Regions from separate parts of the Homo sapiens genome. Here region 1 is linked to region 2. Evidence: read pairs that join two places in POLR2A ChIA-PET (ENCODE). Cell type or tissue: PC-9. All regions are shown on one strand.

What was found. ChIA-PET counts read pairs that join two places held together with the same protein. Peaks named below come from ENCODE experiments on the same cell type or tissue, not always from the same donor. Only the 100,000 strongest peaks of a DNase experiment are listed, where the experiment ranks them.
Region 1: POLR2A ChIA-PET joins it to region 2 with 7 read pairs; 2 of 35 experiments call an interaction of 5 or more read pairs at or near these places.

What each region holds. Positions count from the first base shown.
Region 1 is chr4:87,983,559-87,986,058 of GRCh38, forward strand. No RefSeq gene overlaps it. Among named protein-coding and RNA genes, the nearest start is that of SPP1, 9.1 kb to the left of the region's middle. In PC-9, CTCF peaks have their summits at 2,243 (motif pointing left) and 2,442; no DNase peak of the experiment used is centred here.
Region 2 is chr4:87,894,993-87,897,492 of GRCh38, forward strand. No RefSeq gene overlaps it. Among named protein-coding and RNA genes, the nearest start is that of MEPE, 63 kb to the left of the region's middle. In PC-9, no CTCF peak of the experiment used is centred here; a DNase peak (open chromatin) is centred at 1,429; H3K27ac peaks cover 1,997 bases.

The DNA.
Region 1 (2,500 bases), 89 kb after region 2:
ATTTATTTGTGCTGAGAACATTCAATCCTCTTTTCTAGCTATTTTGAAGTATACAATACATTATTATTGACTATAGCCAAGCTACTTTGCAATAGAATACTAGAATTTATTCCTCCTAGCTAACTGTAACTTTGTACCCATTGACTAACCTCCCCTCATCCACCTTCCCACTCTCCCAGCCGCTGGTAATCACTATTCTACTCTCTACTTCTATGAGGTCAACTTTTCTAGATTCCACATATGAGTGAGATCATGCAGTACTCTTCCTTCTGTGCTTGGCTTATTTAACTTAACATCCTCTAGGTTCGCCTATGTTGTCAAAAATACCAAGAGAAAACATGCACAAACTATACATCTAAGAAGGAATTAAAATCCAGAATACATAAGGAACTCAAACAACTTAATATCAAAAAAAAAAGAAAAAAAAAGACAACTCAAATAATCCAATTTAAAATGGGCACAAATCTGAATAGACATTTCTCAAAAGAAGACATGCAAATGGCCAACAGGTATACAGAAAAATGCTCAACATCACTAATCACCAGGAAAATGCAAATCACAACCACAATGAGATATCATCCCACCCAAGCTAAAATGGCTTTTATCAAAGAGACAAAAAATAACAGACACAGGCCAGGATTCGGGGAAAGAAGGACACTCGTACACTGGTGAGAACTGTAAATTAGTACAGCCACTATGAAAAACTGTATGGAGACTTCTCAAAAAAACAAAAATAGAACTACCATATTATTTAGCAATCCCACTGCTGAGCATATAACCAAAAGAAAGCAAATCAATATGTGGAAGAGATATCTGAACTTCAATGTTTATGGCAGCACTATTCACAATAGCCAAGATGTGCAATAAATGTAAATGTCCCTCATGATGAATAGATAAAGAAAATGTGGTATATACACACAATGGAGTACTATTTGACCATAAAAAGAAATTAAATCCTGTCATTTGCAGCAACATGGATGGAACTGGAGGTCATTATATTAAGTGAAATAAGACAGGCACAAAAAGACAAATATCGCATGTTCTCACCCATATGTGGTAGCTAGAAAAGTGGATCACATAGAGATAGACTGTAAATTGGTGGTTCTACAAGAGGCTGGGGAGGGTGAGGGTAAGGGGCAGATGAAGAAAAGTTGATTAATGGGTACAAATATACAGTTAGGTAGAAGAAATAGGATCTAGCATTTGACAGTACAGTAGGGTAACTATCAATAATTTACTGTATATACATTTGTTAAAAACCCTAAAAGACAAGAATTCAAGTGTTCCCAACATAAAGCAAAGATAAATGTTTGAGGAAATGGATATCTCAGTTATGCTCATTGGATCATTACACACTATATGCACACACAAAAACATCATATGTGCCCCCAAAATACAGACAACTATTGCATATCAATTTTTTAAATAATCAATAAATTTAAAAGGAAACTATAAAGATATTAGATAAATACATGAGTGAGTAACTTCACAGTCTGGGTGTGGAGAAACCTCTTCTAATGATGAGAAGACAATGCCATGCCATAGTCCTTGTAGATATCATTAGTCAGGTGCAGCAGCCCCTTAGGCTCCCAGCATACTTGCTGCAGTGGGCACTTCCTCACACTCACCTGCAGGTGATGGCTGGATTGATGGTGTTGTTCCCACATGCTTGGCAAGGGGCTTGGCACTGTGCTCAAATCCAAGGGCATGACCAAGTTACTCCTGGAATCACTTATTTGAATAGTGGTACTATTTAACAACTATTCCCTGCATCACTTCTCTATTAGTCAGGGTTCATTCAGAAGACAGAAAAGAGACCAGTCATTTGAACAGGGAAAATTTAATTTAAAGAATTATTAACTAGAAAGAGGAGAATAACCAGAGAGAATAAGAGAAATAAGAGAACATTAACAATACCATGGGGCTGAAAGTGCCCATATAAGGAACAACTTGCAAAAGGAGAGGCCCTCTCCTGAGATTCAGACTTCACTGGAAAGGGTACAGTCACAGCCCAAGGGATGGCAGAGAAGTCTGCTGTGTTATCCTGAGTCAGAGCTGGTCCACAGTGGTCCAACTGGTGGGCTCAAGTTGGAAAACAAGAGACTTCCCACAGGGGTTCCAGCAGACTGAGGCCAGCAAAGAAGGAAAACCATGGGGCAGGCCAGCTGAGCAGGAGGCTAGCTGGAGGGTGAGTGCCACAAGGTGCTCTGTGTGCACAGCAGTGTCCCTCCAGTGCCCTCTACTGACAAAGCTTGCCACTGTGCCAGTTGGCAAAGGAAGCACGTTCACAGGGTCCATCTCCAGCAGTATCACAGAGCAGGGCAGAGACAATGGATTTGGAGCAGGGAGGCACAAAACTGACAGGGGAAAAGGCTGATTCCTCCTAGACAACAAGAGCACAAAAATGAGCCTGGGACATTTTTTCATGATAGGATGAAAGCAAGCACGAAAGGACAAAATGGGGTTATATCCAAGGGACCAAAGAGCAGACTTGCAAGGG
Region 2 (2,500 bases):
CGTGCACACATATGTTTATTGCAGCGCTATTTACAATAGCAAAAACATGGAACCAACCAAAATGCCCATCAATAATAGACTGGATAAAGAAAATGTTGTACATATACACCATGGAATACTATGCAGCCATAAAAAGGAATGAGATCATGCCCTTTGCAGGGACATGGACAAAGCTGGAAGCCATCATCCTCAGCAAATTAACACAGGAACAGAAAACCAAACACCACACATTCTCACTCATAAGTGGGAGTTGAACAATGAGAACACATGGACACAGGGAGGGGAACAACACATACCAGGGCCTGTGGGGGCTGGGGGGCAAGGGGAGGGAACTTAGACGATGGATGGGTCAATAGGCGCAGCAAACTATCATGGCACATGTATACCTACGTAACAAACCTGCACATTCTGCACATGTATCCCAGAACTTAAAGTAAAATAAAAAAAAATAATAAATATATAAATAAAAATAAATATTAATGTTATTCCATAGTATTGTTACCTCCAAAAGGCTTTGATTTTGTGAAGGGATTTTTTAAAGTAGAACTATTCATAATTTCATATACAGCAAGTCAATATATATCCACTGCATTGCCATATTCCCAATACTCACCAAGATAAATGCAAACCTCAAAGTTTACCATTTACTCATTATCATATTAGACATTCAGATGGTAATCCAAGTAGCAGTTTACTCAGATTAAACACACTAAGCAAGTCAAGATAAGAATATCAAGATTAAATTATTATTTAGAATTATTTTTAAAGGGCTTATTTTTTCCTATTAAACCATTCTAAAATTAACACATTTTCACTTTCCCCGAGCATCCAGACAATTCTCAGGCTATTAAGTTCTTTTTTCCTGAAGTATTTTTCTGTCCTGAGCTCAATCCTATGCCCTATTCTTAAGTCTGTAATGGTTTCCAGTCACCTATTAAACTACTTAGAAAATCTTTCATCTGACATTCAAAGTCAACCATGATCTTATTCAAAATGAATTTTTCTGCCTTAATCGCTCTCCCTGATATGTGTTCTACCCTATACCAACTATTCTCCAAAAACACTCATTGGCTGTCTTTACTCGTAGGATTCTCTGTCTGGCTTATACCAGCTTGTTTAGAAAAGCATGTATTCATTTCAGAACCATAAATTTCCATATACATAATTCTGTGAGAAAATCAGCTTGCTTTCCAGTTACACATTCATAAGCATTCATACGGTCTAATTACTACAAACCCTTTGTATGCTCTGCATATAAATCACCAATTAGCTTCCAGTTTAAAAAAGTTAGTCCCTTGTGATTTTATGTGAAAATGGGTGACTCACAGCGACCTGCCTGATTTTCATTCATAAGAAACAGTGGCATTGGTGTAGGAGAATGAAAACAGGGAAGGAATGTTGAAATTCTGAGAGGAAGAGGGCCACCCTCCGCTGTGTGAGGCAACTTACACTTCACACCCAGGGGAAGTTGACTCATTTCCTCCCCTCTCCTCAATTACCTCTGAAGCCTTCTCCTCTTTCTTCACCTCTCGCTGAAGCCGCCACTCTTGCCACTGATTCAGTGAATCACAGAGAGGTCACCCAACCAACCAGGAAAAAAATCTGGGTTAGAGTAGGAGACGAAGAAATATGTTCTCTTTTCTCAATTAGAGAAAAATAAAAGGAAACTCTCCAGTGGGAAGTTTCTACAATTATTAATAGAATTGATGGAACTATACAGTAATTTTTTAAAAAATCTTCTTATTCAGGTGTATGTACACGATGCACTGTATGGTGTACAAATCATAATATGCAACTCACTGAATTTTTACATATCTATGTAGGTATACATTTATCTATGTATGTGTGTTGTGTGTATGAAAACCATGTAATCCCACCACCATCAAAAGATACAACACATCCAACATCCAGAACACTCATGTTCCTTCCCTGTCAATATGCACCATCTGTCCTCACAGAGGTAATTGTTCTGCCTTCTCTAGCCATACATTTGTTTCCCCTGAAACAAATCTTGTTTCTTGACCTTCTCGTCATTGGACTGTAGCACCTACTTTTTTTGTGTCTGGCTTCTTTCCCTCAGTCTTATATTTGTGGAACTCATTCCTATTGTTGTATATAGCAGCAGTTTGTTCTTTTTTGTCACTATATGATTTTTCTATTCTCTGGGTTTTATGAAAAAAGCTGCTATTATGAATGAGATACCATAAACATTCTTGCATGTCTTCTGGTGGATTTACAAAAACTGTGCAATAACCTTTTACCTAATCTTTCTACTTCTGCTTCTCTGCTTCCACCTGGCTTTCGCACCACCATCCCAGGAATCTCCCTCAGTCGGCTGGAACCCCGGTCCTGCACAGAGCTCAACGGGTCCCTCACTGTCAGTGGAGCGCATTATGACTCCAAATGAGACTTTCAAGACCCTACATGACTTGGCCACATCCCACCTCTCCAGGCTTATATCTTGTCTAATTTCAACATTTATCACCCTCCACAGTCTCCA